Regions from separate parts of the Homo sapiens genome. Here region 2 is linked to region 1. The links are chromatin loops, found by intact Hi-C in ENCODE. Cell type or tissue: GM12878. All regions are shown on one strand. Links, peaks and the distances in the headings refer to the core of each region. The heading gives the core; the rest is flanking DNA.

What was found. Hi-C counts contacts between places; a loop is a spot of excess contacts. Peaks named below come from ENCODE experiments on the same cell type or tissue, not always from the same donor. Only the 100,000 strongest peaks of a DNase experiment are listed, where the experiment ranks them.
Region 2: it touches region 1 in a loop (3-fold over the local background); 20 of 110 quality-filtered maps call a loop at or near these places.

Annotation. Positions count from the first base shown.
Region 1 is chr6:130,034,152-130,050,117 of GRCh38, reverse strand. L3MBTL3 (L3MBTL histone methyl-lysine binding protein 3) reads right to left here. Exons shown (of 23, transcript NM_032438.4): 3 at 7,317-7,433; 4 at 725-836; 5 at 288-362. The coding sequence starts at 7,418. Among named protein-coding and RNA genes, the nearest start is that of L3MBTL3, 24 kb to the right of the region's middle. In GM12878, for the core only: no CTCF peak of the experiment used is centred there; no DNase peak of the experiment used is centred there; H3K27ac peaks cover 464 bases.
Region 2 is chr6:130,274,047-130,290,012 of GRCh38, reverse strand. It overlaps a transcript of SAMD3 not described here. Among named protein-coding and RNA genes, the nearest start is that of SAMD3, 59 kb to the right of the region's middle. In GM12878, for the core only: a CTCF peak has its summit at 7,576 (motif pointing right); no DNase peak of the experiment used is centred there.

The sequences.
Region 1 (15,966 bases), core at 2,637-10,636:
TCAGATGAGAGTTGAGAAGAGCCTACATTAAGGCCATGGCAAAGATGATAGATAGAAAAGGCCAGATCTGAGACATATTAGGAAATAAAAATCAAGAGGTATAAGTAACAGGATATGGGGATGGGAAGAACAAATTCAGGATGACTCCTGTGTTTCTTGCTTGTCCACTGGGTGGATGGTGCTATTGTCAACTGAAATATGGGTTAGGGAAGAAAGAGCAGGTTTGTGGGGAGGGGAGAAAGAAATAGAAAATGAATTGCATTTCAGACATGTGGAGTTTGAGGTACCTGTGGGACATCCAGGTGGAGATGTCCAGTAGGCAGGTGGAAATACGGGCCTGGAGCTCGGGGGAGAGGTCGGGGCTGGAGATGTAGATTTAGGAGTCATCAGCATATAGGTGTTAGTTACAACCATCGGAGTAGATGAGAAAAAAAGTGGCAGGCTTTTGGCTAAATCACCTGTGTAGGCTACAACATGGATTTACTTAATTTCCAACTAACCTTGTGCTACTACAGATCTGGCATTAGGACAAAGAAGACAGTTTATAGTTATTTTAAAACATAAATGCTGGCTCCTATCAGTTTCATTATAGAAATTTACCTAACAACATGAGGCACAAAAATTACCCGGGGCCTTCAAAGTTCCAGCCTATTATAAAACTTTAGATATTCTTATTTCAAATCTTTCAAAAGCAAGAAATAAAATGCAGATGACCCATCCTTACCTTCTTGAGCAGTTGGTACCATCCAAGTGGTGGTAGCAGTTGCTTTTTTAACATTTTCCATCTCATTCTCATCTGTAATAACTTCCAGGGCTCCAAACTCATTTACCCGAAACTAGCAACAACACAGCAGAAAGGCAAAATTTAAAAAGTGCTCAGGAAAGTCATTAATTATTTAATGGCTGACACATATAGTCTTCAAGCAAATTAATTACATGGTAAAAGTTAATTTAGACAATTATATCCTGATACACCTCCCACCAATACTAAGACCTTTGCATTTTACTAATTTTGGAATTCAAGGAAGGAGAACAGAACAAAGCAGCAAGGTCTGTTGAAGGATACCAATGACCCTGCTCTGCCCTGTCCTATAGAGCTGGCAGCTTACTTGATAGGCTATCATTTCAAACACACTTTGTGTGTGTATGTGTGTGTGTGTGTGTGTGTGTGTGTGTTTTAACTAAGACTTATTTTTTCTTACGTCGTATTTTTTATTTAAAAATCACGTTTAGTAAAAGGAGAATTACTCTTTTCCCAGGAATCAACTTGTCTTGCCCAGGCTCACCCAGTTCAGAGAGAAGGAATATCCCTATGCCAGAAATAATGGCCTGAACATCCTTCTCCTTACAATCCAAGAAGTGAGCACAGAAGGCTGAAGCCTGAACCACATAACCCCAGTGCCACATTTCCTCTTTCTTTCACTGCTCTTTAGAATTCTGCATTATCTTCACTTGTAGCCCTCTAAAATAACTGGAAATTTCTCTGGGACCTGAACAAGTAGTCTACTAGCTACATGCTGATTTTATCACTAAAAAGCAACAGCATCTTGATTTCATGGACATTCCATTCCAAATACTGAAAATTTCCTTTCACCTGACAGCACACTTCAAATAAAGTATGTTTCTACAACAACCTGGTTGTACTGTGTGTGTGTGTTGAAGGCTTACCTACGTGTGGAGACCTTGTTCTCTCTGAAACAGTGAGGTTTACTCACACATTCATGGGTTTCAAGCAGTTTTCTGTATTCCTTCTGTTTTTCCATAAAACAGAATAACATTAGGGACCCACTAATTTTAGCAGGTGATGAAAAAGCTAGAAAGCTCAAAATTCAAAAGGATAGTAAGATGTTTCAGATCTTTCACAGAAATTATGAGCAAATTATGAGTATTTAAGCAAGGCCCTCCATTTGCCAATCCGAAAAAATCGATTTAGTCAACACGCCAATAGAATTATTTATTTTACTAAACTACATTCTAAACTGCAAGTTGGAAAACTCTTCAACAAAAAGTATCAATAATTATTCTTTCTATCAGGTGAAAACAGCACCTTAAACAATGTTCTATGCATAGTCCACAATTATTAAATGGTTTCTAGACTAAACGTGTGGAAATGGTTAAGGAATGTGAGAATGTCTTCGAACCCTACTATGTATTCCAGATACCAGTTCCCAGGTAATATGTGAGTACTATACCAAGTGTGTATACCAAAATGTCAATGTAGGAAGAGGTAAAAGTTTATTTAGAAGGAAAAGAGCTAAAAATAACTTTACTTTTAGAAAAAGAAATCTTTAAAAAAATGTTTTTAATGATCACTTTGAAGACAGAATATTTCAAAATAAGGCTGACAGTACCATCTGCTGGGCAAGAGCAGAAAAAACAAACTACCATGATAATTATTAATTAATGATATTAAAGAATGTGATAAAAAATCAATTTGAATTAAAATTCAAAAACAATAGGCACAAGCTTGACAATGCACTTCAGGTAATTTTACTTTTATCATATGTCACTGATGTTAATTTATGCTTATTTGACAAATACAAAATGTAAGAAATAGCATCAAACATTTACATTAAACAGAAAGTCTCCCATGGCTTAAGTTTTCAAATTGCTGTAAAACAGCAAACCACCCTCCATTTCAAAGACTGAGAAAGAAAACATCACTGAGTGAAATCTTCAAGTCAGAACTCAGAACTATGACACCTGGAAGCTTCAGGTTCAAATACTTTCAAAGTTAAAAGGAACGATTCCCACGATGCAACCTTCAATCCCAGTCAGCTTTTCTTTCTCCTAAAATGTATTGCCAGTAACTGACCTACAGTCTAAGTACAAAGTAAAGATGCAATGTCACTTCGGGGCACAGTTCACTCTTGTAAGCCAGAGATCCACAGATGGACTTTGAGGGTTGATTAATCCCATAAAATATATGCAAAATTATGATATGTGCATATACAGCTTTCTGGGGACAAGATTCATAGTTTTCAAGGCATACTATAAGCCTGAAAAAAAAATAAAGAATACCTGCTCTTATCAAAGTTGCTTATCTCAAAAATTAAATACCTCAAAACATTTTCAAAATATTCTGTCATATGCAAAAACATACAGGGATCAAATTTTTCTCTGATTTCTCAATTTGGGCTTACTGTGTCTTCCACAACATTGCTATGATAGAAAATGTTAGACCACAAAGGTTGATAGGTCCTGCTAACATTACTGAAGTCCTACAGACAGAATTCCAGAAAGACTGATACATTTCCTAACACTATGTTTTCCAATAAAACACCCAGGTTCTGAAATTAGTGATGCTTTTACAAATGGTTTTGGAATGATGGAAATTTCACCTTTGTTTATATTTCTTTAAATCATTAGTTCTTTTAACCTAGAGAGCTAAAATATGTAAAAAACTTGCCACGTGGCTCCACTCTACAACCAAGAAAGTCAAAATTATAAACTTTACAAAAGGGATTTACTATTAAGCAAACAAAACACATCTGCTAACTTTTTCTGCATGTGGATATATCCAGGTCAATCAGAAAAAAATTATGCCTGAAATATATAAGGGACTGCACATGTTTTGTTTGGCTTGAACTACCTTTAATTGATTCAACTCTCTTTTTTATTTTTGATTGTAGAGTCAAAGGATCTTTTGCCTATATTTGCCTGATTTAATAATAAATCATTAGAAGATACTGTTGAGGTTATTTTCATTTTATTACCTTCAATGCTGAGATTTGAATCGACTTACCAGTGTGTTTTAAGGGCAAAGATGTTTGATAACTAAATTGTTTTCAACATTAATCAAAGCAAGGCAAAAACCGTGTATTAAGAGTGCGGTGAATTTTACTGTTGGGTCTCTGCCTGCTACTGCAGGCAGGGTCTTGCTCTTGGCTAACTGGCAATTATTCTTACTAGATAAGATGCTGTCCTCTCAGGAGTGTATCTGCATTTTACTGAGAGACTCCGAAAGACATTATGACCCAGAGGAATAATTCTCTGTAAATTTCAGACATCATTAGAAGTTCAGGTAGGGAAACTGCTCAGTTATGGGAAGCCCTACCATGTCCCTCTGCACTGCCACTTAGTCACCTCCCTGTTCTTACAGCTGGCGCTGAGACATTAATCTACAAATACGAATTTGCATTTTAAAAGGACAAACTAGGCATTGGTGAAGTTTCCAAAGCTTGCTTAGGCAAAAGTGTTTTAATGACTATAATATTTTCAAGAATGTCAGTGGACACTTGCTGTTTCTCCCTTAACACTCTGTACCTTCTTAAGCTACTCCCTCTTCTGGAAGCCCTTCTCCTTCCCTTCCTCCCTAAAGTATTCATGGAGACTCCTACATATTTCCAGGCACCTGAAGCTCAAATGACATCTGCTTTTCAAAGCCTTCCTGATCCCTCCAGCTGAAATAAATTTTTACCTCCTCTAAATTCCTGTAAAATTTTCCTTGCATCTCTTTTGATATGAAGGTGTTTTCTCTCTTTAGACAGCAGTATAGCAGGTGTAAGATAATCCATTTTAAATATCAGAAAAGCCTGGTTTTGAGACCCCTGCCAGTAACTGACCTAAACAAGTGAATTAACTACTCCAGGCCTCCATTTCCCCATCTGTAAACTGACGAGACAAAAACTATCTTAAAAAGGGTAAAATAAAAGAATTAAATAAAAAGATGCAGGTAGAGTGTTCAGCAGAGAGTACGTTCTCTATTCTTTCCCCTACTGCACCCAGAGATGTCTGTGCTCTGTTTATATAAGCATGCGATAGCCCAGTGTGGAGAAGGGATTCCAGCAACAGGGAACAGTAACAAGGGCCCAGCGTGTGAAGGCTTCAACTAGTGGTTTGGGCTGGGGAGAAAACAAGAGTGGCAGTGGGAGTGAAATGAGACATGGCCAGAGAGGAAAGCAGAGGCCAGACCACCAAAAAACTCTTGTGGTAAACTTAAGGGGCTTGAACTTCACCAAAAAGATTCTGGCAACTGCTAAAAAATGTGAAGAAGAAGGGTGTAACTTGACTGGATAGCAATCATGGGGATTTTACAGGAAAAGTTATTTCAAAACAGCAAAAATTGAGGCATACAAAAACCTGTTCCCATGATAAGAAATTGACTTCTATAGATTTGCTGACTATATTAACTGAATTAACTTTAGCCTAGGAAATCTAGATGCCTCTACCCACTGAAACATAGAAGCCTAGGTAGGATAAAATAGGCAAAGAATGAAGTGAGAGAAAATTTCATGATTCATTCAAAGTTCTTTCTAATATCCTAATTTTGTGAAAAATCAATTTCTTAATCAGATTTCTTAAGCAACTTGGATTTTAAGTAGGAAGCAAGTGAATTAGAAATCTTCAGTGATATAATCAATTGGGTCACCTCTGAATCTCAGATAAAAAGGGTCATAAAGTAAAAGAAAATGACATTTAAATTATTTTTTAAGGGAGGTATCAAACTGTCTACAGCACATGAATTGGATACATGGCAATTACCCAGATAATTAGATGGGTCTGAAAGTCATTATCAAATAACTCAGATGATAATACCCACTAAATGGCTTAATTACCTGATTACCTTAATACAAGTAATAGGTTAATTTCTAAAACTCATTGCTTAGAAAACCTTAAAGCAATACAGATTTCTTAGGGATGGAAACTTCACTCTATTGTTAAAAGCTAACTGAAAAAAATTTACAAATTTCATCATCCACGTGACAGTTTTTTTTAAAAAAAGCCATTGAGAGGAAAATGGATAAAAACACACAAGGGAAATAAAGGAGTAAAGCAATTAAAAATGGCACTGTACATAGTAAGTCACAAAGCCAGAAAAAATACAATTTGTTAAGTGTTCTCTATTATTTTTTTCAATCCTCAAAACCACCTTATCACATAGATTCTAATGTCCTCAATTTTACAGATAAGGCTTCCAAAACTTAGGCAATTGAAATAATTTGACAAAGCTTGGGTAGCTATTATGTAGTTGACATGACCAGTTTGAGAAACAGTTTTTCTTTCTCAAAAATGTTCAGCAACCTTTCTCTGTCATATCTTATCCAGATGAATATTTGGAGAATGTCAGCGCAAGCAAAACGCTTGGCATTCAATTAATTCCTAATTTACTGCAGAGGAAACTTGACCGAAAGGGATTAACTGGCTTTTTCAAGGTCATACAGAGCTAAAACTGAAAACCCAATCTCCTCTCCAGATTCTACTAAACCTCAGTGCAACATTTTTGTTAAACTAAACTCAGAGGTGTTGGCACATTACACTTAATTAAACCCAACCCAACTAAAATCTAAGTATTTTTCCAATGACAGGCAGATTGTCCCAATCTCACCACTGAGGATGAGCTAGGGCAGGCTTGGCTAGGATACTTGTCAAGCAGCCACTAAAAGGGACTAGATTCCAGGAGGCCTAAATAATGGAGCAAGAATTTCTATTCAAGACAGCCTAGAATACCAAACATTTGAGAGGTAAGCCCAGCAATGGCCTGTTGGGGAGATGTGAAGTTCAAATACCTGAACGATCAAGTGCAAACACAAAGTCTAAAGGGCCACAGACCGGTTCAAGGTTCCAGAGATAGGATCAGAGCAAAAGCAAATTAGAAATGAGAGATGGGGGTAGTTGGTTTCCCAGATCGGTGCTTGCGCAACCATGTTTCATGGGACAACAGAAGTGGTCCTGGAATAGGTTTGGGGTTACTGGGAAAAGGAGGCAGGGCAAGGTTATACAAAAGCAGCAGACTGAAGTATTGCTCTCCAAAGAGTTCTCATCTATACTTAGGCAGACGGATTTACAGGAAGAACCCGATTTTGAACAAGTCATTATATAAAAATCCATATTTACAGTATAATTAATTTAAGAGAGGTGAATAATCCTATTTATTCAATACTTTAACATTATCCAGTTTTTAAATGAGAACTCTAGGACACAGAGATTGTGGCTATTCACTTAAAGTTACAAAGCCCATTACTACAAAATCAAAAAAGATAGCTCTTCTAAGTCTGCCATTTCTGCATTTATAGGCTGTCACGGTAAGAGTCAAAACTGAGATGATCCTTCTTGAAACTATAAATCAATTTCTGCGAAATAAGCACATACTGCAGAAACATTCCTTACTCCCCTTATCCAAGTGACAAAGGCTCTGCCATTCCATCAGCATTTCAAATTGTCTTGCAAATTTATTGTGGAGGTCTAAGCATCATCTAAAACCTACACCACTATGATTAATGCTTTTAATTTTTATTTCACATATGTATCCAATTTTAAGTAAGCATACGCACAGATGCACACACACATAATTGTATGTAATAAAGAGGGTTTACCTTTAAGTCACTTCCTGGTAACGTGCCCACTCCATCTTTCCAGTCCATAACACTGAACACATCAAACTCTTGACCACTTGTGCTAGAGGCAGATTCAGTCATGATTTATTTTTTAACCTGAAAGGGGAAAAGAAGGCATATCACTAAATATTCCACATGGAAATCTGTTTTTAATTTAGTACTCGTTAGTTCAGTTTCCCTTAATTACATAATTTTCTTGATCACAATATCCCATATCCCTGGATCTAAAAACAGCTACTTCAAAAATATTAACACTTTTTTCCTAGTACGATCCTTGGAAAAGTATAGAGAAAAAATATTAATAAAAATGTCTTAGTTAAAAAGTGTTATGGTAAACATTTTCTATTCATAAACAAAAGAAATTCATTTATTCAAGGCATATTCACTTAAAACAAAAAGTCATAATGCCATATGGATAGAATTCCTTGCCTGTAAGTAGTTTGTTTTCTGTTTTAAGACACTAGAAAAAAGTAGGTATGGATAAATGATAATCTGCCAATTTGTTATTCTAGGAAATAGGAAAACAGTCTCAAAATGTACAGCAAATACCCATAAAAAGGCTCTGTTAAGATAACCAATTTGGCTACCTAAATTGTGATAAAATTTCTAATTTTCATTTTTTAAAAAAATTGGAAAACAAATTTCCATAATCACATCATTGGTTGTGGTATTGATACTGTTGTTCTAAGACTGTTGTCTTTGTAACATGAGAAAAACAAATAAGTAATTATGTTGGTATCATAGACAACTGATGAAAGATTGATGGCTCCTAAATCTGAATGGAGGTATCAGTATGAATTCATGATGTGTTTTATCTTTAGAAATATGTGTATTTTCTAGTTTTGTCCACTGAAAGAATCTAGAAACAATCATCAATCAACAGTAATGAGCAGTCTAGCTTCAGACTGTGGTGTCTAAATACCATTTCTCACAATTCTCCCCATAGAAGAAGCTGATTTCTGCTCAATAGCAGGAAATGTCCAAGATGAAACTGAAACATCTTGTCAAACAAGAAAGCAAAGAAGCTATCAAAGACAACAGAAGTCATATCCAAAGAATTCAAGAGCCAACCTGAATAGGCCCCTTCTTCTGGCCCCTTTCTTCTGGCCAAAGAAAGGCAAAGTAGTATCCTTACTATCCTTACTAATTTTAGCTGCAGTGAACTGAAACACATCAGATAAACTGAAATCCACAAGTTCATAATGACATTCAAAGCAAACAAATAAACCAAGAACACCTCATTGATCACCTTCTCAGGATTCAAGAAAACCAACTCACTATTTGGAAAAGGAAACATGGATTTATCCTGCCTTTCCAATGTGATCTGTATGTTAGAGTAACCATATCACTGGGCAGATAAAGTTTCCCCTTAGAAAGAATTCCAGCTAATAAGTGAAGAAGGAATGATAGAATATTATAATTTGTAACCTTTAATAAATTAATGGTTCTAGGCAACAACCATCGATGGCTGCCAGGAATGCAAACCCAACACCATCTATGAAGTAGCCTTGCCAGGAAAAAACAAAATCAAACCTAATCTGATCAAGTCTATTTATAGGAGCTATCAGAGAAAGAAAGCCTGTTGTTAAATCATACCACAAAGATATAAGGAAGAAAATCCAGATTACCAGAAATTCTTTAGCAGCATTTCTCAAAGCATGCATTCCTCAAGGGTCTCTGAGCCCCTTTCAAAAGGTCCAAAAAGTCAACTATTTTCATAAAAATACTCACACATTCTTTGCCTTCTTCACTGTGTCGACATTTGCACTGATAGTGCAAAACCAAGAGAGGATAAAATTGCCGGTGCAGTGGCAACAACTGTAGTAGCAGCCATTGCATTCTTCCCCACCATGCATGCACAGTAAATAAATGTCAATTTCACTAAAGACCATTATTGATGAAGTAAAAATAATAAATGTTATTAAGTCTTGATATCTGAATATACATCTTTTTAATATTGTGTGATGAAATGGGAAGTACTTTGACATGCCAAAGTACCATGGATGCAAGCTCCTGGTTTTTAACGGAATGCCTTTTTCACTTAACAAGCTATGTTTATTCGGGTTTGGATATCTGGTAAATATTTTGTCAAAAATTAATGAAGTGGGCCTGTCACATGAAAGAAAACACTAACAGTATTTGTAGCTGCCAATTAAATTTGAACCTTCAAGAGAAAAATCAGGATTTTGTAACACTTACAAGCATCACCATGGGCTTGCCAGCTTCCAGATGGCTAAAGACTTTTCTAAGGCAGTGGATGGGTGGTGATAGTAATGGATGTGATGTTTAAAATATTTCATAATGAAATATGTCAACACTTGGGAGATCTGCCTAACTCGGTTAAGCAAAATTTTCAAAATGACCAACACATGATGGTACAAAATTATGCATAGGTAAATGATCCATTTAAAGTGCAAGATGGACCAACAGATTTTTTTTTTTTTTTTTTGAGACAGAGTTTCGCTGTTGTCGTCCAGGCTGGAGAGTACAATGGCATGATCTAGGCTCACTGCAACCTCCGCCTCCCGGGTTCAAGCAATTCTCCTGCCTCAGCCTCCTCAGTAGCTGGGGATTATAGGCGCCCACCACCACACCTGACTAATTTTTTGCATTTTTAGTAGAGACAGGGTTTCACCATGTTGGCCAGGCTGGTCTTGAACTCCTGACCTCAAGTGATCCGCCTGCCTCAGCCTCCCAAAGTGCTGGGATTACAGGCATGAGCCACTGCACCTAGCCCCAACAGATTTTAATGTAACAGATTATGATTCATAATTGATAAGGTTCATTGGTAAGGTTCCAAACTGCACACTGCAAATAATCTTTAAGAAACTACCACCACCTGTCAAGTTTTAGTGTGGTAACTAAGAATGTTCACTATTAAATGAAAAGTCTATTAAAATATTCCTTCCTTTTCCAACCTCATACATGCATGAAACCAGATTTTCTTCATATACTTCAAGCAAAACAACCCAATGCAACAAGAATGCAGAAGCAGATATCCAGCTATCTTCTATTAAATTAGACATTAAAGAGATTTGCAAAAATGTTTAAAAAATGCATTTCTTGAAACTGTGATTATATTTCATAAAAATTATGCTTATATATACTATCATGTACTGGTTTTACTGTTATTTTTAAATAGTTTAAACTATTTCTAATATAGCAAATATATATATATAAACTATAAAAACAATACCTCTTTGAGCTTTCAACCATTTTTAGAAGTGAAAAGGAACTTGAGACCAAAAAGTCTGAAAGCCAATACTGTAAACTACAAAAAAAGATGAGCAAGGAAGTATGAAATTTAGATGAAAAGGGATTTAAGAAACATATCAACCAATCACAATATTGTAATTCATAGATAATCTGTGGACCCTGATTTAAACAAAAGATTATTAGGAAGGAAAGTATGAATGCCAAATTGGATATTTTATGATATCAAAGAAATACTGTTGCTTTTTTTTAAGCAAAATGATGACAGCATGTACTTTTAAAAGAGGAGTTGTTCCTTATATTTTACAGGTACAAATTGAAAGGAATAGATGAAATGATGTAATGTGAGAAATTTGCTCTAAATTAATAAGCGGATGAAGTAATAAGATTGGCAATGTGTTGGCAATTGTCAAGACGTGTGAAGGGTCCATGATAGTTTATTCTACTACATCCTAGTTTTGTATATGCTTGAAAATTTTGTTCAAAAATTCAAGATTTTTAAAAGTGCAGTCTCCTTACATATATAATATACATTCACTTTTAAATACTTAATAGGAAAAAAAAACTTCTGTTTCTTTTAATTACAGCTAATTTCTGCTGGAATTTACTAGACGCTTCAATATTTTTTCTTCTGTTTTCCCCCTTAAGTAGAGAAAACATCAAATATTAGACATATTATTAAGCCTATTTCTGATCATTTCAAAACTTACACAATCTAAATTTGAAGAAGAATCAGATTTTACAGACCTCAAAAGCACAAGCCACAAAAGCAAACATAGACAACTGGGATTATACGAAACTAAAACGATTCTGCACAGCAATGGAAACAATCAACATAGTTAAGAGAAAACCTACAAAGTGGGAAAAGATATTTCCAAACTATCCATCTGACAAGGGATTAATATCCAGATTATATAAGAAGCTCAAATAACTCAGCAGCAAAAAAGCAAATAATCTGATTTGAAAATGGGGAAATGATCTACACAGATATTTCTCAAAAGGGGACATACAAATGGCCAACAGGTACATTAAAAAAATGCTCAGAATCACTAATCATCAGACAAATACAAATTAAAACCACAAGGAGATATCATCTCACCCCAATTAAAATGGCAATTATGAAAAATGTAAAAGAACAAATGCAGGTGAGGATGCAGAGAAAGGTGAGCTCCTGTATCTTCTTGGTGGGAATATAGAGTAGTATGGCCATTATAGAAAACAGTATGGAGGATCCTCAAAAAAATTAAAGATAGAAATACCATATGATCCAGTGATCCCACTACAGGGTACATATCCAAAGGAAAGGAAATCAGTATATCAGATATCTCTACTCCCATGTTTATTGCAGCACTATTCTTGAGAGCCAAGATATGGAATCAACCTAAGTGTCCATGAGTGGATGAATGGATTTAAAAATGTGGTTTATACACACACAGGAATATTCAACCATAAAAAAGAATGAAATCCTGTCATTTGTGACAGCATGGATAAGCCTGAAGGACATTATGTTAAGTAAAAGAAGGTAGGCTCAGAAAGACAAATATCACATGTTCTCATTCATATGTGAGAGCTAAAAAAGTCTCATAGAAGCAGAAAATAGAACAGTGGTTACTAGAGGCTAGGAAGGGGGTGGGAGGGAGGCAATAGACAAAGGTTGATTAACTGGTATAAAACTACAGTTACATAAGAGAAGTAAGTTCTAGTATTCTATAGCACAGGGGGTGAATATAGTTAAAAATAATTTACTGTATATTTCAGAAGAGTCAGACGATTGGATTTTGAATATTCCCAAAGCAATGAAATGATAAGTATTTGAAGTGAAGGATATCCCAATTACCTTGACTGGATCATTACACATGATATGCATGTATCAAAATATCACATGTGTACCATTAATGTGTACAATTATTATGCATCAATTAAAAGTAATTCTTTTTAAATCAGATTTCACTACCATTAAGACTGCAGCCTCAAAACAGGACCCAGGATGTAAAGAGCTGAGAAAGAATTAATCTAATCAATAATAGAAATATGAAATGAATTAAGACTTAGTATGACTTCTCTCTCACTAAACAGGTAACAACCAGCAATGATATCGACTGCCTATAAAGTGATGTTTAAGAGTGGTAACTTTTTTTTTTTGATAGACAGTAGAGCGACAGAATATCTTCCCCCTGGTGGATAAACTTGGTAATATCTGAGTGATCCTTTAATAAAAAAAGTTTTACTGTTTTTTCTGGTAAAATCTCTAGATAACCATTTCCATTATTTTCTTTGGCAAGTACACTTTAAGGAAATTTAGTGAAATTATCTTATAGTATAAAATTGTCAGCTGTGACTATCCTGGTTATTACAGTCTCCATAAATATAATAGCATTTGATAATAGCATTTGTTCACCAGATACTAAGTGTCAGGCACAATACATACTTTTGTAAGTTTGATTCAATCTTTCTTTCTTTCAGAAAAGGATTCAAAGTAGCAATTTACATATATTATTTCAATTATTTTTTTCAGAAAAACAGGGATTTTATCAACCCTCTAGTCTACACTGAAGAAACTGAGGTGCAGAAAGATTTGGTAACTCAACCAAAACCACAGCCAGTAGCATGGCCACCATTTGAACCCAGGTCAGACTGTTTCCAACAGTGAGCTTTCTTTGTTAACCATCGTTTAATCTTTATAGAGTTTTGTTCTCCTCCGAAAATCTGGCAAAATCTACTTTCACCAGAATATGGTACACCTCAGAACATGACAAAACTAGTTTATTAGGGCCAAAGTTCTTAATATAAATACCAAGTCCACATCAGTGCAACATGTATCTGATAAAGTACCTTCAAAGTACATGCTTACTAACAAAATGTCAGTAAGACATGCAGACGCCACAAATAGATTTTTAGTCTTTTCCTACCTAAAAACCATATATGTACAAAATTCACAGCAGCAAAATCCTGTCTGACAGGAGGAATAGAAAGTAGCAGATATCTAAAAGCTAGTACTGTATATAACCTGCAGTAAATGTTCACTATGTTTTAAGAAATACTCAGAATATGCCTTTGCTGTATGAAACAGTACTAATGATACACAGTGTACTCTGCCTGAAAACATATATCTAACCTTTGTAAAAATAGTTTTCACCCATATTTTCATTCTAAGGTTTGCAGAGATTCTGAATACAATATTATAGCATAAAAATATTTACTATGTTGTCTCTCCCATCATCTAATTTTGAAGCCTATGGGTACTTTCATTATTACAAGAAGACTGAATGGCTACAACAGATTGTTCTTCCACCATCTATTAATGAGGCAGAACAGCCAGGAACCAATATTATTTTAAGAAAAGCTGCTTCTAAGTCACCCCAAGTCTTCCTCCCTTGTTGTCACCCTCTGTAAATGTGTATACTTGCATACAAACATACAAAGTCCTTTCCCTTCAACAATTCGTGTTCCTGAGACTCGGTAAATTTTTTCAGTACTTAGAAATGCTCTTGTGTTTTGTTCTTGTAGGTATCACCTGCTGCTACACCACAATCCACCTGTATTCCACAGGCCACACACACACACACACACACACACACACACACACAAAACAGGTAGGTAAGAGAGTCACAATGCAAGTCACAAACAGTATTTCTCCTTCTGCAGAAAACCCCATCACAATTTTTTTTTGTTAAATGGTGCTGAGATTTCCTAAGGAAGTATCCTGAAAGTACACCCTGGTGGGTCCTCTGTGCTACCAGACAAGATTCGGCTTTTTCCTCCTCATCTCCTCTAACTTCTATTGGTCTCCAGCCACTACTAATGTCATAAGAGGTAAGTTTGGGGTTCAGATGTCCACCAAATGCTTCTGATTCCCACTAATACGTAATGTCATGGCTGACCATGGCTGCAACCAAAGGCATTGATGCCCAGCATGCTGCTACCACTGCCCACTGTGGATGTCAAGGAGCTGATGACTACTGAAGACCGAGACCATTACTGCTGGCACTAGTGCAAAAGTATTGCACTCTGAAAGTCCCTGCTTTGTGAAACAATTTGCTTTTATTACAATGTTCTTTCCCTCAGCCTCCAACAAAAGGGCTGGAGAACAGACTAAATGACATACGACACTTTCCTCAGAATTACCTCCTATCTCTCTCCTACACCACTCCTCATCTCCAAACCAAAGTTGTGAAACCTGACTCTCCCTTGAGATATTCTATCTGCTGGATGAACCTCCTCACTCTCTCATGTAAATAAATCCCTGGCAGCCCCAGTCTACCATGTACCACTTACATCAGGTGGTGATTAAACTAGTTAATATCTTATATTCAAAAACCCCTATGAGGAAGCAGACCACTCATATATTGATGGTGGTGAGCCTTCTTTCTGTATACTTTTTTGTATCTGTTGAATGTTTAAATAATTTTTTTAATGAATAAAAATGAGTTTTTAAATCCGGTTTCATGTTTATTTAAAAGTGTATATTACAAAAGGCATGTCTTCCCATGAAAATATTTGTTATTAATGCCAACAACTGAAGCTACAGCATAGACGTCACGAAGGAAAATCCATTTCCACAAAGCTCTCTGGTAACTTAACTAGTACTCGTTAACTATACATGCACATTCATCAGCTCAACAGATGGATGAGAGGAGGAGGTGTACGGTTCACTCCTCCACAACTCAGGTATGCATTCGCAGACTACGTATTTATGGTTCCTACCATTCCTGAGTGACACCTGAAGTTGCTGTGACATTTAGTAATTTGTCATTTTGCAGAGACATGATTCTGAATCACACATGCCATAAAGCTGGGGCAAGGGCAAGTTGTCCAGCCTGGCCGAGGCCCAGGCATGCTCTTAGTCATAGCGCTTAGTCTCAGTGCTATGAAGACTGTAAATAAAGTGATAAAAACTGTTTCTTTTTAAGAAATGAAACAAAATTAACTGCTAGTTGAGTCTAGTGTTGATGACAGAATGAAGGGAATATGGGGATGTTTATGAAAGCGATAGGCTAGCCACAAAACAGAAGTTTCAGATAAATTAAAGACTGAAATGTCAAATGCAATGATGACTCAGACACATTGTGCGAACAAAACTACCAAATGCTCCAAAAGGAAATAAGTAGAAAAGATGTGTGAATTTGTTTCAATAAGTACTCCAGACAGTAAAAAAATCAGTCATCAAGTGAGATAAGTAGATAGGGGTCTAGAGAGATCATTTAAATTTTCCAATTCTACTTTAGCAATTTTACGGAAGGAATTATGTGCTAAAATGATTTTTTTTCAAGTTGAGAATCGTGACTGGCTGCGGACATTGACCTCACAAATGTCAAGAATCTACTGTATCTCATTTTGACTAGAGATAAACAGTTTGTGTGTCCTTCATAATCTTTCCTTCCTACAACTTCTTTGCTCCTATCTGCCAGGAGTGGAT
Region 2 (15,966 bases), core at 4,086-12,085, 240 kb before region 1:
TAAATGAAATGAAGCCAACAGAAGGCAGATTATCCAAATCAAAGCTCTAGTACGTGATAAAGTCTGAACTAAAACATAGATCCAAGATTACGAGATCTGCCAGTACATGTATTAGTTTGGCTACAGCAAATATGTTATATATTTCTGGAAGGATATGAGTTTGCCATCACCTACCTAGGTCTTCTGACTACATGGTTTAAAAATCTTTTCTTGGGCTGGGCACGGTGGTTCACACCTATAATCCCAGCACTTTGGGGGGCCAAGGGAGGTGGATGGCTTGAGGTCAGGAGTTCGAGACCAGCCTGGCCAACATGGTGAAACCCCATCTCTGCTGAAAATACAAAAATTAGCCAGACATGGTGGCAGGTGCCCCTAATCCCAGCTACTCAGGAGGCTGAGGCAGGGGAATCACTTGAACCTGGGAGGTGGAGGTTGCAGTGAGCCGAGATCGTGCCACTGCACTCTAACCTGGGTGACAGAGTGAGACTCTGTCTCTCTCTCTCTCTATATATATTTTTTTTTCTTTACCTTTTACTACCTCTCAAATAAATAAGTGCCGCTTATCAGATAATTCAAACAAACAAGAAGAGGAGAACACTGGATTGACAGTTGTGGAAAAAGTCTGCCTCCTAGCCATTTTCTAGAGCTAACATAATATGCAAATAGGCAAAGATGTGGAAAATAGAATCAAGAAAAGCCACATCTTCATTTGTATTTTCAAATACGTATGGAGTCCCTATTGCACAGTGTGTACACTTGTCCTTTGAATGATGGCTAAAGAAGTGTGTTATTATTGAGTCACAGAGCAGTGAGTCTATGCTAAAAGCCTATAAAGTACTTCTAGCATTTAAAGTAGCCTCAACAACAACATCCTTCTCCTTAAGCTCATTCACCATGTCTCCTGTGCACCACCCTTAATTGTGTTATTTATTAGATGTGTAGTCTTACAAGACAAAAAATAATAAGGTCCCCAGACAAGTGTTACCACAGTTAACACTCAGTAGGTCTAATCCATGAAATAAGAGATTATAGAAGGGCGCATAGAAGTTAACCAAAGGGTGATGTTTGCTAGCAGAAAGTAAAGAGCAATACTGTGTCAATACTTGAAAAGATACCATCTTAAATAGAGTGAAATAGCTGTGTTGTGAGCATTTATTAGCATTTACACCCCTCATAAGACTGTAATCACCAACCTTTAGCTCTTCTCAGCAGTCTCAGTCTATTTCACTTGGCAACTACTCTCCCACTCACCTAAGTAAATTTTGCAAACCTATCACTATCTTTAAACCATTGATTTCCTCCTCTCATCCCAGCTTCACAGAGGAAATAGAAGCCATAGATTTGGAGTTACCTAAACATCCACATTAGTTTCCATCCACATTTCTCCTTTTACATTGGTGGAGGTGACCCTCCTCCTACCCAAAGCCGAACTTTCACCTGTCCCTTTGGCTTCCATCTTGTGATGATTAATTTGATGTGTTACCTTGGCTAGGCTATGGTACACAGTTGTTTAGTCAAACACCAGTCTAGCTGTTGCTATGAAGCTATTTTTTTTCAGATGTGATTAACATTTAAATCAGTAGACTTTGAGTAAACAAATTACTCTCCGTAATGTAGGTGGACCTCATTCAGTAAGTTGAAGGCCTTTAGGGAAAAGACTGAGGTACCCAGAAGAAGAAGGAATTCTGCCTTCAAACTTGAGACTGCAACATTGACTCCTGCCAAAATTTCCAGCCTGCTGGCATCCTGCCCTACGAATTTCAGACTTGCCAGCCCCCACAATATGGTGAGCCAACTCCTTAAAATCAATCTCTTTTTTCTCTGTCTTTCTCTATATAGATGTATAGATATATCTGGTTCTATTTATCTAGAGTACTCTGACTCATACACATCCTCATCTACTTTCTTGGGAACCTCACAAAAGGGCTTCCTAATATTTTTCACAAAATGGTCTACTTAAAAACAAATTTGCATAACACACTGGCTGCTTATAGCTGGAAGCTTGTGCCACCTGGAGCGGAGGACATCAAGACTTCAGCACACCTGTAACTCTTTTTTTTTTTTTTTTTGAGACGGAGTCATGCTCTGTCACCAGGCTGGAGTGCAGTGGCGTGATCTCAGCTCACTGCAACCTCCGCCTCCCGGGTTCAAGCGATTCTCCTGCCTCAACCTCCCGAGGAGCTGGGACTACAGGTGCGTGACACCATGCCCGTGCTAATTTTTGTATTTTTAGTAGAGACAAGGTTTCACTATGTTGGCCAGGATGGTCTTGATTGCTTAACCTCGTGATCTGCCTGCCTCGGCCTCCCAAAGTGCTGGGATTATAGGTGTGAGCCACTGCGCCCGGCCACACCTGTAACTCTTAGCTGCAGCATCCTTCTAGAGGATCTCTTCATAACCCTTTGCTTACTTCTCTCCCTTGTGTGTTCTACCTCTCATTGGATTTTAAACAAGTCCAAGGCTATCAGGTTAAAAAAGATAAAATAAAATAGAATACAGGTTTTCAAATCTTCCTCAAATTAACACCTTATTTCTTTTTCCTGTTTCACACTTTTTATAGTTATTTATTCTGCTTTTCCCCTTTTTGTTCCTCCCATTCAAGTATTTGTTGAAGGAATAAAGAAATGAATGAATAATTGTCTACTAAATGCAAGAATGCTAGGCACTATGGGGACTATCAAGATACATGAAAATTACTCCTTAAACAAGGCATATATTGGTACAAATAAGCATATGTATAAAATGTTATGTGATTGTTATAAGCAACAAGGCAGAAAGAAGTATGGCGTGTCAAAGGATGAGAATTGTTTGGAAGATTTCTAGGAGGAGACTAAACTTAGGTAAAGATCATTACAGCAAAGTACATACCATATATGCTCATTTAGAAGACAGAAGAAAAAAACTGGAGCCAAGCAAAACGATAGGTAAGAAATGTGGCATCCAAAGTAATTCTGGAGGTAGGCAAATGTTTAGGGGAAGGAGAGATTTTGAAAGATAGAACAAGGCTAGGCACAGTGGCTCATGCCTGTAATGCCAGCACTTTGGGAGGCCGAGGCAGGCAGATTCTTTGAGGTCAGGAGTTTGAGACCAGTCTGGGCAGCATGGTGAAACCCCGTCTGTACTAAAAATACAAAAATTAGCCAGGCGTGGTTGTGTGCACCTCTAGTCAGCTACTCAGGAGGCTGAGGCAGGAGAATCACTTGAGCCTGAGAGGTGGAGGTTGCAATGAGCAGAGATCTTACCGCTGCACTCCAGCCTGGGCGACAGAGCAAGACTCTATCTCAAAACAAATAAATAAAGAATGAGCTTCTCTAGGGATAAATTAATTTTGGAGAAGCCAATGAAGGAGAAAATTTAAAGAAAATACAGAAGCATCGGGAGAATAGAAAAAATATATGGATATCTATATCTATGTAATTTTCAATGAGTAGGCCAAGGGTACATACCTAGAGAACAGTTTCCACAAAAAAAGAGAGAAAATTTGAAGCAAAAACTAGATGATCATATGTTAAAAGCACATGAAGGAACGGAGGCAATAAATACCAAGTGTTCTTTCAAAAGAAAGGAACTGTGCCGTAACCTTGACATCCCTTTGAAGCTTCAGCATTCTTCATCCCATGTCTCCAGTCTGTCATTAAGGCTCACTCTTCCTCTCAGAAATGCCTACCATCTTGATCTTTCCTTTTCCCTTGCTACACTGCCTCTCTCCTACCTTAATTGGTTTCCTTGATGCTCACTTTTCCTCCCTTCTGGCCATCCTGTGTTGGGTCAATGAAGTGTGTGAGATAAAGGCAGATGGTGCCACAGGAGGCACGGCATAGCATGGAAGAAAGCAGGTAAGAGCCTGGCTTCTGGTGCTAAACAAACTTAGTTTCAATCTTATCACTATCTGATCCTAAGCAAATTATTTCAGTTCATAAACCTATTTCTTCATTTATAAAACATGGGCAATACCTTCCTGATTGATTTGTTATAAGGTTCAAATAAAATAAAATATGCTAAATAGACAGATATATGTACCCAAGGTGCATAATCATTTTTATTATGACAACAAACTAGTGTTTCTAAAGCACTGCCTTTATTATCTCATATCCGTGATCAAAAGTCTTCAAGGTCCTACCATCTCTTATGGCTTTAAATGTAAATTTCTCTCTCCTAAACTATGAAATCTTGGGCTGGGACTTGTCTTAGTTATCTTTGCAACCCCAGTGAAACACTAGTGCCATTTATTCAACACACATTTCCTTTAACTGGGAATAAGATGGACTTTTAAAATTGTCACTGGGCATAATAAGATGCTATTGGCTTCAAGTAACAGAAAATACAACTAGCAATGACATTACAAAATACATGCTTATCGCATATAACAGAATTATAGATATAGTGAGTTTCTGGATTAGTTGGCTCTATAATGTCATGTTTTTTCTCTCCTCATCCTCCACCCTTAGCATATTGGCTTTTTATCCTCAACCGTGCACCCTCATGCTTCCAACTGGCTGACATAGCTTTGGGCATCATGACCTCTCATGAACACATTTAAAGTAGGAATCAGTGAAGACAAGCAACATGAGAGCTCTCCTTACTTCCCTCTCTCTCTCTTTACTAGTGAGGCTGCTTTTCTGGATTTTATTTGCTTGATTCTCTTTCTCTCAATTTGATCTGTAATTGTTGGAAATCCCAGGGTTCTAAATTGGGTTTTCTTCACTACTAACTCTCCTTGATGACTGTGAATACTCATGCTTTCAAAAAATGTATTCAGATAACTGCCAAATGTATCTTTCAGCCCACATCTCTTCAAGCTCCATGTTTATATATCCAATTCATATCTCCACTTGGTGTCTACTATATATAACGTTTTGCAACTCTTTTGTCATTCAGTATTATGGAATGATCAGATGGAATTATCCATCTTATCCATGAGATCTAGTCCATTTTTAACCATTGAATACTAACTGAATGTATAAATCAGTCTCAGTTTAGCTATCTACTTCCTTGACTTGGGACAGTTGTTTCTACTCTTTGCTATTACAAACAGAGATGCAAATAAAGAATTTTACATGTCTGCTTACTCTACTATTATGGAACAAGCATTTATCTCCCCCATAGAACTGTGGGTTTACCTATTTCTCCTTCTTATTGTATAAAATGTTCTCTATATATGTTGTTGGAGGCATATATATTTTGAAATGTTATTACTTCCTTGTGACTTGAATCTTTTATCAACGCGTAGTAACCATCTTCATCCCTAATAATGCTATCCCTCTCCGAGTGCATTCTTTATGTTAATATAGATACACTAGCCTAATTTTGATTATTTACCTGGTCAACTTTTTCTCATCCTTTTACTTTAAGTCATTTTATGCCATGATATTTATGTTTATGTTCCCTTATAAAGACAATTTTATTGAATACTTACCACCCAATTTATGGCCTTGCTCCTTTAACTGGAGAATTTTGCTCATATGACATTCTTTTGATTGCTGAAATATTTGGATTTATATCTATCTTCTCTTTCTCTCTCCCTCTCTCTCTCTTTTTCAGATTTCTCTTTAAAATGATTTTTTATCTTTTCCTGCCTTCTATAAGATTAACTAAGTTATCTTTAATCCTTGTTATTCTCTAGTTATTTAGATATTATATGATCAGTTTCTGTTTTTAAGTGATTATGTTGAAATTGCTAACATATATACTTGATTAAACAGGAACTAAAATTGAAATCAATAATTCTAACCTTCTTCTAATAAAAATTACTCATCTTCTTATTAAGTGTTAGAGATGTTTGGAATTTTATTATATCTTGATATTATTACCAAAATTAATAACCATTATCATTACTGTTCTGTGTAAGAAATGCTTCTTAGGCCGGGCATGGTGGCTCACGCCTATAATCCCAACACTTTGGGAGGCTGAAGTGGGCAAATCACTTGAAGTCAGGAGTTCAAGACCAGCCTGGCCAACATGGTAAAACCGGGTCTCTACTAAAAAGACAAGAATTAGCCTGGCGTGATGGCACACGCCTCTTATCACATGGAAATCACAGCTACTTGGGAGGCTGAGGAAGGAGAATCACTGGAACCTGGGAGGCAGAGGTTGTGGTGAGCCAGGATAGCGCCACTGCACTCCAGGCTGGGTGACAGAGCAAGACCCTCTCTCAAAAAAATAATAATAACAATCCTTCTTTATATTGACCCACATGTTTACTAGTTTCTTTGCTTACCATCATTACTTGAAGCCTATTCTTTCTGGCTTTTTCCTTACTTATATCCTTTAAAAGTCGTTATTCATCATAGATCTGAAAGTGGTAAATACTCTTAATTTTGTCAAAAAATTATTTTTAACTCTCCTTCCCAAATGACAGTTTGTATAATTTATTCTAGATTAACAATTATTTTCTCTTAGTAATTTGAAGAAAGGCAATACAATATACCGTTTCTCTTTAGCCTTTTTTCTTGCTATTAAAAGCATGTGACAGCATAATTTTTGTTTCTTTTTAGGTAATCTGTATTTTCTCGCTGATTGCCTTCTAGATCCTCTTTTTGTCTTTGGTATTTGATGGTTTTACTATAAGGCTCTATGTGTGATTTATTTTTATTTAGCCTGCTCATGACTTATAATGTTGCCTTAATCTAAGGATTCATATATTTCATACATTCTGGAAAACTCTCAGCCATTACCTCAACATATTACTTCTCCCTCTTCTCTCAAACACCACCTTCTACAACTCCTACCTGACTGTGGCTCTCATTCTAACCTTCATATCTGTTAATTTCTCCTACCTGTTTTCTAATTCTTTATCTCTCAGTGCTATATTCTGAGTAATAGTCTTCATTCCAACTCTGTTTGCAAGTCCTTTAGTTGTATATTACTTTCAGTTTAGTCTATTGACTTTTTTATTTCTAGAAATTATATTTCATTCTTTTTCAAATGTGCCGTTTTTTGTAGTGCCTTTTTTTCCTTAGGATTTAAATTCCACATTTTATTTTTTATTCATTTAGGACAAACCAATTTTATAATCTCGACCAGTGCCCTAGGAGCTGAAATTCTTGGGGTTCCGATTATCCCCATTGCTGTGTCTGTTGACTTATAAATTGTTGCTGAATAGCATCTGTTGAGGGCATGCCTCCCTGAAAGTTTTATATTTGCTTCTTTTACATGCCCCAAGAGAATCACCCTGCTGGGTCCAATTTTTATACCAATCTCTTTCTTTCAAGGTTTCCAGACTTTGTGAGAAGTTATTATTTTGAATCTTGAGCCTGCATGAAACACAAGTTTGGAATTTGAATTCTCAGAAAATTCTCTTTTGTTTCAGCTGTTACTTTTAGCGTCCTTGTCTTCTCTGTACCAGTGAGTAGATTTTTTTTTTCTTAGAACACTCTTTCTCTGAGGGTTTCCCTGAAGTCCAGTACTTTTGAAAGTCCCATATTTATTCAGTGGTCTCCATTTCAATCCCCCTCTTGTTTTGAATACAAAGCTTCAGTTTCTGTTCCCATGAGGATTTTAAACTCTAAGCCTCTGTACTATTGAGACCAAGACTACTTCAGGGCAGTCACAACAGCTCATGTTTTCACACACTTCAGTTTGCCACCAGGGGAGGCTCTATTCTTCCTTGTATGATCAACTATGCATTTATACTTGCCTATGTATATAATATATATAACATGTATTTCATAGGTGTTGGTAGTAGAATTTTCTGCTTCTTGTTTTCCTCTGTTTGTTATCTCCTTAAGACTACCATCTCTTTAGGACTAGAACACAAGGCCATTTCCCTAGTTATGGAAGCCAATTTAATGCAAAGAGTAAGGCCAAATCTTTCTCTCTCTCTTTCTCTCTCTACCCCCCATCTCCCTGCACGTGTGCGTGTGTGCTTGTGTGTGTGCGTGTGTGTGTGGCTTGTGTGAATATGTTAAGTAAGTAAAGCAAGGCCTCAGCCAGGTAAGACTTTCCTGAGTAGCTCTGTCATGTCTTGAAGGAAGAAGAATTTACTACAGAGGCAGAGGATATCTGTTCTAGGCAGAGTATGGCATGTGCAAATGCTGAAAAGTTTAAGAAAACATGGATTATTTGAAGATCTGTGAGTAGGTCTATTCCACTGGCGCATAAGCTTAACATGGGGAAATGTTAAGGAGTCAAGGAGTGCAGTGACACGATCTCGGCTCACTGCAACCTCCACCTCCTGACTTCAAGTGATTCTCCCGCCTCAGCCTCCTAAGTACCTGGAACTACAGACAAGTGGCACTGGCCAATTTTTTTATTTTTAGTAGAGACATGGTTTCTCCATGTTGCCCAGGCTGGTCTCAAACTCCTGACCTCAGGCGATCCTCCTGCCTTGGCCTCCCAAAGTGCTGGGATTATAGGTGTGAGCCACCATACCCAGCTGAAATACATTTTAATTCCATTGTAAGAAGCTTATATTTTATCCTAAAGGCCATTGAAAGCTCTTGAAGGATTTCAAGCAGAAGAGTGACATGATTAGATTTCCTCTATAGAGAGAGTGGAAAAATGAAGAACAGATGCAGGGAGATAAGAGGACATTGCATTCATTCACAAGCTTTCAAGTTCTTTTGGAAAATGTGGGCTCTGTCTTCCCCATCTTGGCAATGGTGCACCTCTAACCCTAATTTAACATCCCCAGTGGTGCACATCTGATGGCCCTGAAATGTAAATAAAGAGGAAATAATAACTTTATACTATAAAATCAGTAAGCAAGAGACTTTTCATTTCTCTAACAGTTTGAAGTGTGGTGATTCCAACTATGCTCAATCACACTAACCAGTAGTTTTCCCTTATACACAGTATTGCTTTCCATAATTTCAGTTACCTGTCATTAGCCACAATCCAAAATAGGGGAGGACAGTACAATGGGATATTTTGAAAGAGAGAGATAGAGAGAGACACATTCACATAATTTGCATTACAGTATGTTGTTGTAATTGTTCTATTTTATTATTAGCTATTGTTGTTAATCTCTTAGTATGCCTAATTTATAAATTAGACTTTATTATAGGCACATATGTGTAGGAAAGAAACATAGTATATAGAAAGTTCAATACTATCCATGGTTTCAGGCATCCACTGGAGGTCTTGGAATGTATCCCCTGAGGGTATCAGAGAACTACTGTGTCACATTTTTAATGTGAACATTTATTTTGAAGTATATATTACACATATCATAATTAGCATATTATAATTATCCTGATGGTGATATAGATGATTACTAAATTTTAATATGAAAATAAAGAGGGAAGGCAAGAAGATAAAGACTATCTTTAGATAACTCCTGTCCCAAGGAGTTTACGACTGCAATGTAATGTTCCAAATAACTATAATATGGGATTCTATGTGTACATGCTGAAATAGAACCATGAACAATGGCCAAATGGGTACAGAATCCAAGTGGGACACAGTAAATTTGAGTGCAGGAACAAAAAGTCTGAGAAATTTTGATTAGGCAATTGGGAAGCTAGAAGAGAGTTCAGAGGAGAGGCTAGACATAGAAGATGCCTGTCTAAAGGTGATATTTTCAAGCTTTGGGAGGGAATGTGAGTGCCACGGGGAGGCATGTGAGAGAAGAGAAGAGGGCCAAAAAATGAACCTTCTGCAGATCCTGCCGGAGGGGACAGGAAAATAAATTGAACCAGGAAGAAGGTTTGGGAATGGTGAGAAGGGTAAGAGGTATGTCATTACATGCCATTATCAAGGGCAAAAAAATAATTAAATGTCAAACCACAAGAAAGACCTGCAAGGTGAAACGCTTGTGCAGTTTAATAACTTCGTGATTAGGAGGCTGGTTATAAGCTGCAAGAGAATAGCTTCAGTAAATAGGAAAACAAAGATTATGATGAGCCAAGCAGTGAATGGGAACTTTTAAAAGTAGAAGTAGCTAGTGAAAAACAACACAACAGAAAACATTTGAGTTTGGTGATAAGAAAGAGGGAAATGGAAAAATAGCCTAAAGCAAAGTTTTAGTTTGTTTTGAGTGGTTTTTTATTTTTAACTTAGGAAAGATAATTATTATTTGCAACTGAAGATAAGAGTCAAAGGGGAGAAAGAAATAAAAATTTGAAAGACAAAGATAATGTCCCTGGGAGGTGCAGCTCAAAGACTAGGTAATAATAAAGACTGCTTTTTATTTAGCTCCTACTGTATGTCAGGTGGTGTATTAGTCCGTTTCTCACAATGCTATGAAGACATACCCAAGACTGGGTAATTTATAAAGAAAAGAGGTTTAGGCCAGGCACAGTGGCTCACACCTGTAATCCCATCACTTTGGGAGGCCGAGGCGGGTGGGTCACCTGAGGTCAGGAGTTTGAGACCAGCCTGGCCAACATGATGAAACCCTGTCTGTACTAAATGTACAAAAATTAGCCAGGCCTGCTGGCAGGTGCCTGTAATCCCAGCTTTTTGGGAGGCTGAGGCAGGAGAATCGCTTGAACCTGGGAGGTGGAGGTTGCAGTGAGAGTGCACCATTGCACTCCAGCCTGAGCAACAAGAGTGAAACTCCATCTCAAAAAAAAAAAAAAAAAAAGGTTTAATTGATTCACAGTTCCATATGGCTGGGGAGGCCTCAGGAAACTTACAATCATGGAGGAAGGCACCTCTTTACAGGGTGGCAGGAGAGAGAATGAGTGCCAGCAGGGGAAATGCCAGATGCTTATAAAACGATCAGACCTCATGAGAACTCACTCACTGTCATGAGAACTGCATGGGGAAAACCGCCCCCATGATTCACATACCTCCCACTGGGACCCTCTCATGACACATGGGGATTATAAGGATGACAATTTAAGATGATATTTAGTGGGGGACACAGCCAAACCATATCTGGTGGAGTACCAGGAACAGGAACTTTATATCCATTAAATTCTATAATCTTATAATAATACTATTAGATAGATATTATTAAGCTCATTTTATGATTTAGGAAACTGAGACTCATGATGGTGAAATAACTTGCCAAGGTCATACAGTAAGTTAAGTAGTGGAGCTGAGAATTAAATTCAGATCCAACTTGATTCTAAGGTTCATTCTCTAACCCTTGTACTAGATTGACCCTAGCATGGGAGAATATTTGATAGAATTGCAGAGTCTAACCACATCGTGTCTCCCCACCGTCTATGTAACTACAGTAGGCTGCAGTAAGTGATACACTCAAGCTAAGGTCAGAGCGTGCAGTAGGCATTATTGTGCTTTACTACTATCCAGTTCTCCTTCCTTTCCAGGCACGTGGAAGAATGAACCTCTCAGCTCCTTATTGTGCAGGAAAATATGAATAGTTAAAGCCAGTGAAATGTGAGCAAAAGTAAGATGCCACTTCTGGACTGAGGCAATGAAAAGCCTTATTTTCCAGTTTCACCCTTCCTCCACTGTGCCAGTTGTAGGGAGGCCTTGAATTGAGCCATCTCAATTCAATTTTGACAGGACTAAAAGACTGAAGCCAACTAGATGGCTAAGCCATAATTTGTAGGAAAACAACTCTGAAGAATAGAAAACAACTCTGCAATGGAAATTGTATGAATAAGAAATACTCTTTTATTGTGTTAATTTGTAACTGCCCAATGGGTTCACCTTGCCCACTGCCTAGACAGAGCTGTTTTATCAAGACAGGGGAATTGCAATAGAGAAACGGTAATTCACACAGAGCTGGCTATGCAGGAGGCTGGAGTTTTATTATTACTCAAATCAGACTCCCCAAGTATTCAAGGATCAGAGTTTTTAAGGATAATTTGGTAGGTGGTGGGGCCAGTGAGTTGGGAGTGCTGATTGGTCAGGTCAGAGATGAAATCATAGGGAGTCGAAGCTGTCTACTTGTGCTGTATCAGTTCCTGGGTGGGGTCCACAAGATTGGATGAGCCAGTTTATCAATCTGAGTGGTGCCAAGTGATCCATAAAGTGCAGGGTCTGCAAACTATCTCAAGCACTGCTCTTAGGTTATACAATAGTGATGTTATACCCAGCAGCAATTTGGGGAGTTTTGGAATCTTGTAGCTTCCAGCTGCATGGCCCCTAAACTATAATTTCTAATCTTGTGGCTACTTTGTTAGTCCTACAAAGGCAATCTAGTCCCCAAGCAAGAAGGAGATTTGTTTTGGGAAAGGGCTGTTACCATCTTTGTTTCAAACTATAAACTATAAGCTAAGTTCCTCCCAAAGTTAATTCACCCTACACCCAGGAATGAACAGAGACAGCTTGGAGGTTAGAAGCAAGAAGGAGTCGGTTAGCTCAGATCTCTGTCATTGTCTCAGTTATAATTTTACAATGGTGATTTCAAAACATCTAACATTAGAGGATTGCTTGTTACCACATTATAAACCAAGCCTGTGCCTCAGAGAACCAAGGAAGAACATCCAATCTGTACCTGGGGCATTCATAAAAAGATCCTTGAAAGAAGTGACACCTAAGTTATTCCTAAGGATGAACAGGAGTTATATAAGCAACAAGCAGGAGAAAAAATAGAAAAAGGAGAACCAGTAGACTGTACACCATTTATGAATGTTTAATAGAACAAGATGGTATGTTTGAAGAAGAGTATGGCTGATCAATTAGTGTCAATGAGCACTGCCTTTGAAATTGCCTTTGCAAAGATTATAACAGCAAAAGAAGTCTAGCATGGCTGACTCCATCTTGCTTCTAGCCTTACAGGCTGGCTGTCCTTGTTCATTCCTGAGTGTAAGCCAAGCTAACCATGGGAGGAATGTAGTATATAGTTTAACTTTGAAACAAGAATGATAATAGTCCCACCCTAAAACTGACCCACTCTTTGTTTGAGGACTGAAACTGTCTGTGTAAAACTAATGAAAGGCCACAAGATAAGGATTATGGTAGAGGCCTAAATTATGCCTAAGATGTAGGCAGAGTTAAATGAGAACAAGCCATTGTTTCATAACTTTCTTTTCTATAATCCCTTACTTCTCAGGAATCATGTGGCCATAAGTCACAAGATTTTTGTCTTTCTCAATTGCTTTTATAGATAACATTACTATTTTAGAACCTACAATTGGTCTTTTGAGATGTTTTTCTGACTTTTGCATTCTGGTGACCAACTGGCTCTACTTGGACCTGTGCTTCATGACTTGACCAGTCCTGTGGCCCCCACCCTGAGGCTGACTCAGCACACGAGAACCATTTTCCACACCCCTATTTTCATCTCCAACCAATCAGCAGCACCCATTCCCTAGCCTTCTACCCATGATATTATCCATAAAAACCTAGCCTTGGAGTTCTCAGGGAAGCTGATATGAGTAATGAATTCCTGTCTTCTACTTGGCTAACCCTGCATTAATTAAACTCTTTCTCTACTGCAATCCTGCAGTCTCAGTGAATTGGTTTTATTTGGGCAGTGGGCAAGAAGAACCCATTAGGGAATTATACCCTTATTATAATGTAAGTGTATATACATACATAGGTTCTTACTCTGTGTTACTTATTCTGCTTTCATGATACATGTGTCCATACTTGTTTAAATAACACACTTCTTTAATTATTATAGCTTTATAATATTTTTAATATGCTTAATATCTGTTATGAGAGACTCATATTATTCCACCCACTCTTTACTTACCTATACATTCTTGTTTATTCTTGCAGAAAAGTATTAGAACCTGACCTTAGTAAACTGATTAAAGCTTTATACTTGTACTAGTTTCCTATTCCTGCTATAATTCATTACCACAATGATAAGGCCTTAAAATGATTATTTAACCAATTTATTATCTTACTGTTCAGAAAGTCAGAACTCTGGAATCAGAGGTTTTCTGAGCTAAAATCAAGGTATCATTAGGCCTGAGTTCCTTCTGTAGATTCTAGGGGAGAATCTGTTTCCTTACTTTTTCTCTCTTCTAAAGGCCACATACTTTCTTTGGTTTATGGCCCCTCCTTCTATTTTCAAAGTACGTAATTCCAACTCCTGTTTCTGTCTTCTCTCTGAACCTCCTGTTTCCCTGTTATAAGGACCCTGTAATTACATTAAGCCCACCTAGATTACATAAGCCCACCAGGAAAATTTTCCCCTTCTCAAAATCCTTAATTATTTCTTCAAAGTTCCTTCCATCATGTAAGGCAACATATTCATAGATTCTAGGTATTAGAATGTGAACATCCTTGCAGGGCCATTATCCAGCCTACCACAATACTTAAAAGATGTCCGAGCAAGGTCATAATCAAAGAGTTAGAGGGGGAGAAAACGTTTTAAAATAAGAACACAACCATACTGATATGGATTGTAAATGTAAATAATAAAAAGAATATGATATACAAAGAAGAAAATAATGTAATGTTCAGGGAAGAGGAGGGCAAGACTTGAAGATCAGGAAAATAAAAATTTGAATCAAGACCAAATAGGTGATTTAATAATTATAATATATTAATAAATGATTTTTCTCCCATATCATTAGTTGAGGGAGGTATTGGTAAATTAATAAACTCAAATTTATATCATAAATAGATTGCTATATACAATTGTGCTTTAACTGTGTACTCTAGTTAAATTATATAGTGGTTATTATAAACTAAATATATACTTGTGATTCCTCCAAAGTTCAGTGTAATTCAGCCCTACTGGGAGTTGAGACAAATAGATTTCTGAACTGTTTGGGATTTATCTGAGTATTTTTGTCAAGATTTAAAACCCAGAGCTGACAAGGTAAAAAGGTAAAATCTCTTTCGACTATTTTTTAATATGGCTTATCATTATGTCAATAAAATTTAAAATGCTGATAATGGGACCCAGGCTGATTCAAGAAGCAAAATAAATCAGCAAGTAAGTCTTCACAGTCAAAGTTGAGAGCTACTGGTATCAAGATAACTTCTGTCTACAGGAAATACAGGAGAAAAAATAAATAAATAAATGACACCACAAGGAATCAAAGAGAAAAATACAGAATTAAGGCATTTATGAGCAGTGTTTCTCACATTTAATGGGCATACAACTCACCTAAGAATCTTATCAAAATGTATATTTTGATACAGTAGGTCTAGAGACCTGAAATTCTACATTTCATGTAAGATCCCAGTTGATGCCAGTACTGCTGGTCAGCAGACTATATTTTGAGTGCCAAGGGTCCAAAAAAAGGACTAACCTGATAGTTCCCAAAAGTCCATAGTATGAAGAAAAAAATAGCAAAGTAGGAATTGTAAGGGACTAAGTTTAAGAGTCTTAAGAGACATTGCAATCAAATATAAAGGGAGAGGGACTTCAGTAATATACTGGAATAGGAAATCACAGCCCTTGTCCCCTCCTCAACAGAAACACCAAAAAAAAAAAAGATATTTAGGCCAAACTGCCTTTATCAGAACTCCAGATTCCAATTAAGAAGTTGCAGTGCTCAGATGAACACATCACAGAGAAAAATCCCTTCAAAATGGGAAAGAGAAACAGTTTCACTTTACCTGTGTCAGCCCCTCCTCCAAGCCAGCAGAGCTCAACATAAAATCTCTTTGGCCCAAAATATGTCCTAAGGATGGATGGAGTCCTATTTACATGTGTCCCACTTGCAGCTGAGGAACCCTAAAAAACAGCAGCCCACCCTAAGCTGTATACCCCAGACTCACATGTCACTCGACTAAAATATGGAAGGACATCCTATTCTTGGAAGACTAGAACAGAGCCTGGGATTTTCCAGACAGTCCCTCCCTATCTGAGAATGTTGCATTCCCTGTACATTCTATAGTTATACTTCAAAATTATAAGCAAGAAAAGGGAGAGAACTGGGTTGGTCCAAGGCCACTCAGAGAACTGCTCTGCACAAGGGAGTCTCCATAAGACTATCAGTGGATTTCTTATCAGAAACCTTACCAGCCAGGAGACAGTGGTAGGATATAGTCAAGGTACTGAAAGACAAATCCTGTATACCAAGAATACGATACCCAGCAAAACTGTTCTTCAGAAATGGAGAGGTAAAGATTGTCCTAGATAAATGAAAACTGAGGGAATACCTTATTATCAGAACTGCTTTATAAAAATTCTAAAGG